2 separate regions of the Homo sapiens genome follow, and region 1 is linked to region 2. A link is a contact called in ENCODE Hi-C or POLR2A ChIA-PET data. All regions are on one chromosome and are shown on one strand. Each heading gives the region's core, a stretch centred on a gene start or an enhancer-like site at or near the end of the contact. The rest is flanking DNA. Distances are from core to core; before and after follow the strand shown. Region 1 overlaps TMEM245 (transmembrane protein 245). Region 2 overlaps CTNNAL1 (catenin alpha like 1).

What was found. A loop is a pair of places that touch in the nucleus more often than their neighbours do. ChIA-PET counts read pairs that join two places held with the same protein, here RNA polymerase II (POLR2A).
Region 1: a map of Panc1 shows a loop between it and region 2 (3-fold over the local background). The contact joins two enhancer-like sites. A Hi-C loop is called at or near these places in 1 of 168 maps with a recorded cell type or tissue (Panc1). POLR2A ChIA-PET finds 5 or more read pairs at or near these places in 5 of 52 experiments (BJ, H1, WTC11 and 1 more).

What each region holds. Positions count from the first base shown.
Region 1 is chr9:109,064,186-109,070,324 of GRCh38, forward strand. TMEM245 (transmembrane protein 245) reads right to left here. Exons shown (of 18, transcript NM_032012.4): 10 at 292-382. Among named protein-coding and RNA genes, the nearest start is that of MIR32, 21 kb to the left of the region's middle. Within about 2 kb of position 1,271, at least 2 of the 41 ENCODE cell types and tissues checked have a DNase peak (open chromatin) inside an H3K27ac peak, as active enhancers do.
Region 2 is chr9:108,961,009-108,966,541 of GRCh38, forward strand. CTNNAL1 (catenin alpha like 1) reads right to left here. Exons shown (of 19, transcript NM_003798.4): 11 at 4,370-4,520. Among named protein-coding and RNA genes, the nearest start is that of ABITRAM, 29 kb to the left of the region's middle. Within about 2 kb of position 2,468, at least 4 of the 41 ENCODE cell types and tissues checked have a DNase peak (open chromatin) inside an H3K27ac peak, as active enhancers do.

The DNA.
Region 1 (6,139 bases), core at 21-2,520, 100 kb after region 2:
TCTACAAAGCCTTATTTGACTACCCAAACCAAGTGATCATTCTGTCCTAACTCACAAGTAATGAATCACATCTATCTTGAAAAAGTACATGACCAACCTCTCAGATTGTTCAGGGTACTACCCCTATTCAATGTGATCTTTCAAAAGATTTCATTGTATGTTGCTTACCTGTTTATTTAAGCCTATTTACTGCTGTGAATAGCATTTCTACTTATGTTTTATCAAAGCAACAAGCAACCACCAGTAAAGACCCTGAAAAGAGAAAGCCACAAAGAAAGTTTCTTCCCTTACCTTGTGAGTTATCCATTCTCGTCCATACTGATACACGTTGTTAGCCGCAGAATTCAGGGCTCTTTGGACTACCTGAGCCTCAGGAAGCCAACTAATGTAAAACAAAGAAAAAAATGAAAAAAGTACACTTTCTGTGTAGTGTACCAATAATGCTTTGAACTTGATATGCTTAATCCATAACAGACAGACTGTTGATCATTCACCAATACACAGATACCAAAGCATCATGAGCAGGACTTCCAGGCTTAACTGTCCTAAGTCTCTAACATTCAGGATGTCCTTTCAATCTTTCCTTAGCTTTTATTTATTTTATTTTATTTTTGAGATGGAGTTTCACTCTTCTTGCCCAGGCTGGAGTGCAATGGCACGATCTCGGCTCGGTGCAACCCTGCGACTTCCACCTCCTGGGTTCAAGTGATTCTCCTGCCTCAGCCTCCCAAGTAGCTGAGATCATAGGCACGTCACCACGCCTGGCTAATTTTGTATTTTAGTAGAGATAGGGTTTCACCATGTTAGTCAGACTGGTCTCAAACTCCTGATCTCAAGTGATCCACCTGCCTCAGCCTCCCAAAGTTCTGGGATTACAGGCATGAGCCATGGCACCAGGCCTCAATGTTTCCTTAGCTTTTAGACCCACTTTCCCCACAACCTCCCTTTCATTCTACTCTGCCTGGTTTCTCTGTTCACATGTCCTGAGTCACCTGCCTTATTCAGCACCAAAGAAAATGGTTCTGGGAGACTGGGATATTCAACATCTGGGACAGGGTTCTCAAAGTGTGGTCCACAAACCAGCAGCATCAGAACTTTTTGGAAACCTGTTAGAAATGAAAAATTGGGGGCCCAAACCTAGATCTACTGAAAAAGGAACACGACTAGGGCCCAGCAATCTGTACCTTAACAAACCCTGCAGGTGATACTGATGGCATGCTACAGTTTGAGAATCACTAATCTAAGGAAGTGAAGAAATCAGAAAGAATGCAGGAAATGAAGAAGGTGAATCATTATCCTCAAGTTGGTTATCTACTGAAGATCTTTTAAAGATAGAATTCCTGAGCAAAGTTCCAACTATGCAAGGAACTATAGCCCACAGCTTTACTTGTTGTGCAGTGAGAGGTGGCCTCCTCATTCTTCTGTTGACTAAGCAGGCTGTACCATACACCTTAATCAAGAATCCTTTACACAATCCTAATGTTTTCCACAAGAGAAAATATGTTCACGTATTATCTAAATTGTTCCTCTTAATAATATACGCTGGAGATGTTGACATTCACAAATTTAACAGTCCTCATTTCAACTATTCCAGAGTGAAGCCAAAAGGTGAAGGCAAGCAGAAGCTAGTCATTTACTTTCCTGAGGCCCCAAAATGACACATCCTACAAACCTAACACAAAAGGGTCAATTAGGTAAAGTCAAATGTGCAACATCCTCAACTCACAGCAACTTTATGTGCTGTGTATGAGAAAGATGGTCATAAAGAGAAAGTCAGTTGCCACTGACAGCCACAAAGTCATGGTGCCTAGGAAAGTGGTCTTTAACCAGAAAAAAATAAGAGATCTTTTGAATAAATTAAAAAGTAGACTATTAAACCAGTAGTGGGTTGAATCTTAAGTATTAACCAGTTTGTCCCACACTCCAAATAAAGTATCTGTGAAACTTCTTGGCAAATGCCTCAGTCCACTCAAACATTTCTCAGCAAGGCCAGCACGCTGGCTCATGCCTGTAATCCCAGCACTTTGGGAGGCCAAGGCAGGCAGATTACTTGAGGCCAAGAGTTCAAGACCAGCCTGGCCAACAAGGCAAAACCCCGTCTCTACTAAAAAATACAAAAATTAGCTGGGCATGGTTGCACAAAACTGTAGTCCCAGCTACTCAGGAGCCTGAGGCACAGGAATCACTTGAGCCCAGGAGGCAGACGTTGCAATGAGCCAAGATCATACCACTACCCTCCAGCCTGGGCAAAAGAGCAAGACTGTCTCAAAAAAAAAAAAAAAAAAAAAAAAAATTTCTCAGCAAGTAAGACAAAATTTCAAACGTTTAGAGACACAAATATAATAATTTACAGTATAAGCATATAAACAGGAAATCTGGGTCACTAAACTGAAATGTGATTCGGGAGAAATTAAGTAGCTTTTAAATTACTCTTTTATACATTCATCAGTGGCTTGAAGGGACTGCTAAATATTTTCAATTATATGGTAACTTATAATTGATATTATATTGATATATTGGTATTATATTGATATTATATATTATAATGATAACACTCTCCTGTAGTGTTATTCAAAAGTGTGAAGATGGGCAGGGCATGGTGGCTCACGCCTGTAATCCCAGCACTTTGAGAGGCCGAGGCGGGTGGATCACCTGAGGTCAGTAGTTTGTGACCAGCCTGGCCAACATGGTGAAACCCCGTCTCTACTAAAAATGAAAAAATTAGCCAGGTGTGTTGGTGTGCGCCTGTAGTCCCAGCTACTTGGGAGGCTGAGGAAGGACAATTGCTTGAACCCAGGAGGCAGAGGTTGCAGTGAGCCGAGATCATGCCATTGCATTCCAGCCTGGGCGGCAAGGGCAAGACTCCATCTCAAAAAAAAAAAAAAAAAAGTGTGAAGATTCATAGAGGTATCTGGACAGATCCTTAATGATTCACAAATGTCTATTGGGCCTGGGAAAACGTCTTATTGGCCACTATGAAAACACTTTCCCAATGTACTCACACAGGTTTCCTAAGAGCAACAAATGAGAGGAGCTGTTTTGGGGACAAGGTAGAGGTACTGGCTCAGTCCCAGCCTCCCTCAAGAGACATGGGGCCAGAAACACAGGAGCTGCCTTAGCTGGGCTGTACTCCGGCCTTACACCTCTACAGCCCCTGAACTGAGCTCCTTCCTTGGAGATTCACTGCCTCAGCCTATCACTAACTCCCCTACTCACTCAAGAGGGATCCCTCAGCAGAAACCAATGCCCTACAGTTTAGACTGGTCTGCCTTCACCTTCCTGGGTAAAGGTTAATCTCTATCACCTACTACCTACCAAGAGAACAACCCTGATTAAAAACAACTTAGTTTAGCCTACTGGGTTTCTCCCAAGTAAGCGAAGGGATAAGTGCAACTGAGAACCATTTCAGTGCCATCTCCTAATGAGGGTCCTGAGGCACAGGAATCAACAGGCTTGAGACAAGTCAGGAGAAAGCAGAAAATGAGCTCCCGACTAACAACTGCCGAAGACAAGAATCAGTATGTATAACATCATTATTTTCTTTAGAGCTCCACTAAGATGATCCTAATCTGTCTAATTTACCCACCAGCTTACGAGGCACATCCAGCAGAAGTCAAGGGACTACATGGGCCATATAAAACCACACCAAGTTGGAAGAAAGGACATCTGGACTTATTCTTAACTGTATCTTCTCCACTAGGAGTATCTACATGAATCCCCTACAAGGTCAACTGCCCTCCTGCTGACAGAATCCACTGAGTACTGAGAGATGCAGGAAACCATTATCATTATTTCATGCCGACCCCTACTATTTCCAATCCCATCCCCACCTATCTGCTGAAAAAGAATCAGACCTTCTATGAATCACCAAAGTCTAAGCAACTTCAAAAAGCCTTCCTTGGCCGGACGCGGTCACTCAAGTCTGTAATCCCAGCACTTTGGTAGGCCGAGGCAGGTGGATCATGACATCAGGAGATCGAGACCATCCTGGCTAACACGGTGAAACCCTATCTCTACTAAAAATACAAAAAAAAATTAGCCGGGCGTGGTGGCAGGTGCCTGTAGTCCCAGCTACTCGGGAGGCTGAGGCAGGAGAATGGCGTGCACCTGGGAGACGGAGCTTGCATTGAGCCAAGATCGCGCCACTGCACTCCAGCCTGGGCGACAGAGCAAGACACCATCTCAAAAAAAAAAAAAAAAAGGCCTTCCTTTTGGGAGGCCAAAGCGGGTGGATCACTTGAGGTCAGGAGTTCAAAGACCAGCCTGGCCAACATGGTAAAACCCTCTCTTACTAAAAACAAAAAACTTAGCCAGGCATGGTAGTGCGTACATGACTGTAATTCCGGCTACTTGGGAGGCACAGGAATCGCTTGAACCCAGGAGGTGAAGGTTGCACTGAGCCAAGATCACACCACTGCACTCCAGCCTGGGTTAGAGTGAGACTCTGTGTCAAAACAAAAACAAAAACAAAAACCTTCCTAAATGGAACATTAATTGGCAATAAAAAAGAACAAACTTGATACCTACAACATCTTGGATGAGCTTCAAGAGAATTATGCTAAGCAACAAAAAGCCAATCTCAAAAGGCTGCATGCTCCATGACTGGATTTACGTATTATTCTCAAAATGATTTTATAGCTATGGAGAACTGATCAGTGGTTGCTAAGAGTTAGGGAAATATTGAAGGAAAGGGTAGAGGATGGGTGTGGCTGTTAAGGGGTGGCATGAGGAAGCCTGCAATGTAACAGTTATGTACTGAGTGTGTTGATAGCTGACATGAAGCTACATAGAGGATGAAATCTGAAGGTCAGTGTATTATAGCAATGCCAATTTCCTGGTTTTATTGTACTATAGTTATGCAAGATGACAACACTGGAGGGGATGGGGTGAAGAGTATATGGGTCTTCCCTGTATATGTCTTTGCAACTCCCTGTGAATCTATAATTATTACTTCAAAATTTCAAACAAAAGACAAACCTTTCTTCTACTACCTGATCTGGGGCTGCTCAGATTGTGTGCCTTTGATACAGTTGCAGAGAGAATGCTGCTACTATTCAAAACCGGTACAAAAGGGCTCTGCATTGACTTCCAGTACAGAAGAATGACCCAAAGAAAAGGAGCCCTCTGGATGTGAGGGCTGAGGCTGAGCCCTAGAGGACAACATTTGGAAGGTCTATCATCCTATGAAAGGCTCTATCCACTTGCCTAGATCCCAGGTGGCTCCTTCCTAAAATCCCATACCTGATACATGTTGGTTCCTCCTTTTTCCCATTCTCCTTTTAAAATGTATTATATCCAAAGAGCCAGAGGACAGAAGACCTCACTTCTTACTTCAAAGATGTATGGCCCCTAATTTCCCGCCTTCCCCGCTCCACTGAACTCACAGTATTTATATCCATATCCATTCTGACCTGCTTTCCCCAGCTGTTCCATTCGTGCCATGGATTCATCTCATGCTTCATCCTCAGAGAAATGCACTAAGAATTATCTCTCTCCTAATATTTACAACCCCTTCCACTCTACCAGTTCTTTCCCTGGAGCATACAAACAAGGCTTCTCCATCTTAAAAAATTAAACAAAACTGCTCTATACCTCCTTCCCAGCTACGTTCCATAGGCAAACTTGGGAAAGAGCAGTCTATACCTGCTTTCTCTAGTTCCTCGTTCCCAATAATTTCTCATCACACTGCAATCTAATGGGCTTCTGCTACACCAATTAAATGAACTGCTCTTGCAGCTGCTAAACCCAATTTCACTCTTAGAAAATTTCTGCAGCAATTTGACATTGCTGACCACTACTACTGTCTCAAAACGTTCTCTTTCCTTGGTTTTCCTCTTACCTTTCTCATAGCCCATTCTCATTTTCCTTTGTGAACCTATTGTTTTTTGCTCACCCTTAAAGGCTTAAGATATCCACAGGGCGCACCTCCAGACATCCTCTCTGTACCTTACATACATTCTTTATGCTGATGCTTCTCAAAACTCAAGATCCAACCCAGACCTCTCATCTGATTCCTGGACTTACACAGCAACTGCCCATTTTTTAACTTCACCCCATCTCTCCTGAACCGCATACCTACATAGTCAACAGCCTACTGGATGCCTCTACTTACAACAGTCACCTCAAACTCAACAGGTAA
Region 2 (5,533 bases), core at 1,218-3,717:
ACACTAAAGCCTCCCTCCTATTGCTTAGCGTGATGTTTACCACTTAGTTGGATGGTTGAATGATACTTACAAGTATGCCTGGTAGTTTGCCAATCACAGGAGGCAAGTTATGCAGAGCAGAACTAAGGTGGCTAGAATACAGCAAAGGCTTTTCAACAATAGTCATAACAGGAGTCATAACAGCAGCAAAGAGAAATCAGGACCTGAAGAATACACCTTTGTATGGAAAGCAGTGGGCAGGTGCAAGGTAATGAGCAGGTTTGTCACATCAACCATGCATAACAGGAAGAACAACACTGTGGCACTGGATTCAGTTCAGTCAGAATGGTTAACCCAGAGATGGACTTCTTTGAGGAAAAAGCTATGCTCATGAGGTTCATGATAAAAATCAGGACAAATAAAGGCAGTACACACAATCAACCAACTCCATCTCAGTGAAACCTACATAAACCCTTCCTGAACAGAGAGGCACTTTCCCAGTGAAACAATAAGTGTCTCATTGACTGAAGGCTGAGGCGTTTCCCACGTAAGAAGGAATTTCTGTTCAGTCCTTAGGAAGTTTGGGTAATGCTGATTTTTTTTAACATAAGTTAACTGAACCTAAAGAAGAGATTATTTACATAATATCCAGCTTGAAAGTAAAAGAAACCACAGTGCTCACATAGTCTGAAAACAGGCATAGGATGTGCAAGCAGTATTACACATTATTTCATTTACATCCATTGAAATAAAGAAACAAACTCAAAAGGGCAGGTAATGTGCCCAGGATTCCATTACTAACAGATTGTTTTACCTCTTCTGTAATTTAGCTGGCCCCATCCTCAGCCAATAAGTGGACCAACCAAAACAAGAATACAGTCATTACTTGTTCCTTGCCCTGTACTTCCTGGGATCTCTCAGTCATTTCTGAAATAGCTTTGGGAGGGAAAAAAGCAGAACTCAGAGCTGCAGTTGTGAGCATTTTTCACAGAATTGGTTCATTCTCATTAGAAAACTTTAGGATTGGAGTGGAGTTTAACTGCTTGAGTAATAGAGTATGGGTAGTTAATAAAATTTCATCTTTGGCATCATTCAAACCTCAGTAAGGGTCCCAGCTCCTATAGTTTACTCACTGTGGGATACTTCGAGCCTCAGTTTCATCATTCATAAAATGTGGAAATAATACCTGTCTCCAGGGTTACTGAGAGGATTAAATGAGAAAATGGACATCCAGCACTTATGAAAGTACCTGGAACCCAGTACATTCTCAAGAGATGGCAGCTACTATTATTTTTATGGTTATAATAGTCACGGGCCTCTGAAGGATCATGTTTACAATTTTACCCACAAAGACCCTAGTAGCCTGTGGCTTTTACTTTTCCTTAAACTTCCCTAGCTATTTTTTTTAAAGAGCCTAACTTTGGTAGAAGAAAGGCAAATCTCAGAGACAGAAAAGGAGAACACTGAATTAATGTTGCATTAGATGTCCGGTGAGAGGAATCTTTCAGAGGGTGTCAGTTCACCATTGGAGAAGGGATGAGCTTCATTTGTACAAAGAAGCAAGGAGTTTACCTTTGCTTCTGCAGATCTAGAGGTTTTCTACGGTGGGGCCAGACTGGCTAGTCCTCCCTAGAGTAGGAGAAAGGACATAGGGAGAGATGGATGCCAGAAAGTAGGAGAGATTGAGATTAAGTAAGAGAAATTGGACCTAATGTTTTCTCATAAACTATTTAGTTTTACCACAAGGTAACAGTGGTCATGATGCTGATGCTGATAGAGGTAACACTTGTTGAGAATTTACTGTGAATTAACTTATTTTATTTAATCTTCACACTTACCATATTAGGTAGTTTTGTCATCATTATCCCCATTTTGCAGATGTAAAACTTGAAGCATAGAGAGATTAAGTTAGGAAATAGCAGAGGCAGGATTGGAACCTAGGCAGTCCACTTCAGAACCTGTATTTCAACTTCTACCCAATTCTATCCCTAACATGAGATTAGCACTCAGATCTCAGAGGAAGGAAGAGACCCCTTGATGGAAAATGCAACTTGGGTTTGTTTTCTGTTTTAAGGAAAAAAATTACTTATATTTATAGAAAGAAAACCCCCTTGCCAAGCTTATCAACCTCTAATTGCTACCGTAATTGCTACTCAGAACATCGCCTGGGATTAAGGCAGAGAATAACTGTTAAATGACTGCTATCTTTCTTGAGAGGGGGGAAAAGCCTGTTATAACTCCTCTTCTTATGGAAATAAAAGAGAGAAGAAAATAGACCAAAATGCTGGTAGAACAGCCCGATTTAGAAACTGCGAGCATCTCAAACACAAAGAGGAAGGGGGCTCAGGCCCTTGGTCAAGAAAACTAGAACCATATCCATTTCAGATGATGATGAACTCACTGGCCTAGGGACATGGAAGAAGTACAAGTAATGAAAACTCAGCCATAGCCCATGTTTACAAGAATGAAAACACAAACCTCTTCAGCACTGAAAACACTATAGGAGATACCTGTACTAAGCTCAATGGTGTTCTGGTAAAGAGGAGAATCAGCTGGCCAGGATTGATGCCATATTCTTTCCAGAATGGCTGCAGCTATTAGTAAAGCTTCTCACAGTGCACGTGGAACACGTTTACAAGTACATAAAGTCAGTCACATGCCAGAAAAATAGCCATCCTGTGGCACTCCTCCAGCCTCCCTACTGGGCTGATGTCATGGGCTGATGACAACTGATAAAGCCAGAAGACAATATTCCTCTGGCCTTTAAAGAGAGCCAGCCAGGATAAAGACACAGTGCAGGGTATATTCATGCCCAGAAGTCGAAAGTACACTAACTTCAGGTAGTGCTCACAAAAGACTTTTAGAGCTGACAGGTCACTGAGATCACTGAGCCTAAGACTTTCATTATTGAGTCAAGGACACTTGGGCCCGGAGCAGGGAAAAGCTTGCCTAACACCAGTTTGAGAAAGACCTGGGCCTTACAGATACTCCAGGATAACCCACACCAGGTATCTTATCACAACAGCAAGCCACTTCTCTTCATTTCCCAACAGTCCCTAAGGCTAAGTGACCACTCTTCTTTTTAAAAGTGGATCAATTATATCATTTACCTTTTAATATCCAAAATTTGGCTCATATGAAAATCTATGTAACTATAAATACAAAGCATCAAAATGATTTGCCATTCAGACTATCACAGAAATTTTTAAATGTGGAAGCATGGTAAACATTTATCATACTTTACAAATGATGTTATAGCTATAATTCTATTATGCCCTGATTTTTAAGCAAATTAACATTTATCCTAAATGAGTATTTTTAAAATATGAAATGTTTAAATGGGCATACTCAATAAAAAATATGTAATTTGATATAATTGTAAATGACATTTTATTTAAAAAAATAAGCAAGCTTTGACACTACAGAAGCCATTTGAAGAGAAAAAATATAAACATGTAAATATAAATAACAGGACACACAGTACAATGGAAAATAAACAAAACTTCCACTCGGTATTAAAATAAAGAATAAAAATGATGCCTTCCTATACATTGTATGGCACTATTCTACATGTTGTAGAAATACCAATGAACTTACCCACCACAGGCAATATTCCAAGATTATGTAGTCATCAAGGAAAGAGATTCCATCCAAGTGGAAGGAAAGCAATTCAAAAATCAAATAACTACATTCATTTCATTATGAAGTTAGTAGAATTAAAACATAGAATTACTGCATTATAGAAGAGCTGTTGTATTATAATTAAAAAACAATTCAGAAGAAATTTAAAAATGACTATTTCAATAGGAAAACTAGGATGTTAATATTAATTCAGAGATCTACTATGCTGTTTGTTTTATTTATTTATTTATTTATTTATTTATTTATTTTTTGAGACAGAGTCTTGCTCTGTCGCCCAGGCTGGACTGCAGTGGCGCCATCTCAGCTCACTGCAACCTCCGCCTCCCGGGTTCAAGTGATTCTCGTGCCTCAGCCGTAGTATCTGGGATTACAGGCGCACATCAACACATTCGGCTAATTTTTGTATTTTTAGTAGAGACAGGGTTTCACCATGTTGGCCAGGTTGGGCTCGAACTCCTGGCTTCAAAGTGATCCACCTGCCTTGGCCTCCCAAAGCGCTGGGATTACAGGTGTGAGCCGCCACACCTGGCCTACTACACTGTTGTACAACAAACTTTACTGCTTGGATACTAAAATAAAGGAGGATAAAATAATATTTTTGTAATTTTTTTGTGAACAATATTTTACTACAAAAATAACCCAGCTGGGTTACGACAAGAATTCATTTGCAGTTGAGGTTTGGCATTAAAAAACTAACAAGAGTTACATTAAAATAATAACATATTTCATTATGTGGACAGTTTCTCACCTCGTCTTCCTTCAAACACGTCATTGATTTCTCTCAGCAGTGTTGACATGTCACTAATTTGGGATTCCCAAGCTTCACAAAATACATCTAGGTTTTCTTTAGCAATTTTACTAGATGGATGCAATGTCAATGTTTCAGCAGCAGAAATTATCTAAAGAAACACAATATACACCTGTGTGAATTTCAAAATCTTAGCCCTCAGAATCACTTTGAAGACCAAAGGTAAGTAAGTCTGCTGTTCAATTCAACTCAATAAACAACTATGAAGTAATTTCTATACACAAGCTCCATGTTGGGCAATATGAAGATGCACAGTAGGACAAAATTTGCTGTTTCTTATAATCTGACCTGCAGACAAATAGTATGCATTATTATATACAAACCTGCATTCAGGGAGCAATTCTCTTCACTCAAGTAAAACTCTGTTTGAACAAAGTTGTTCCCATAGAATAATTCAAACAGTTATACTCAGACCACAAAAAGTGTACTGTATACAGAGTAGCAAAGGTAGCAGTAATAGTGGTGGTGGTAGTAGCAGTGGTAATAGTAGGAATGGTAGTGATAATAATAAGTAACATATATACACACCCATGAGTACTTGGTAGATACATGCTTGAGATACTGTTTGGTGTTTGAGATACATTAATACATTAATATCCCCCAAAATATACAAATAAAATACTACTTTTTCCAAATAAGCATTATTCCATTTTTCAGCTGGAAAAGTTGAAGCTCCGAGATACCCAGTAACTTGTGCCAGACCCTATTACGAGTATACACAGAGTTGATATCTAAACTCAGATCTACCTGATCCAAGTTCAGGCTCTTTCCATCACATCACACTGCCACTCACAAAACACTTGTAAAGAGGGCAGAAATCATCCTGGTACTTTTACGTACCACCACATGGGCTAAATAAATGTGTTGAATAAATAAATAAATTGTTGCAGAGACTGCTATGTTTTCATCAAAATCTGTTTGTCTTCCCTCTGGATACATAGGAAGATTACATTTCCCAGCCTCCCTGGTGGAGACATATGGCCACGAGACTGAGTTCTGTCCCCACTTGAATGTGGGTCACCACTTCCATCCTAACTGATCCAAACCTCCCTCGTGCCCCTCAGTGCTCTCTCCCTTCCACATCTGATGGTTCAATGCACAGGC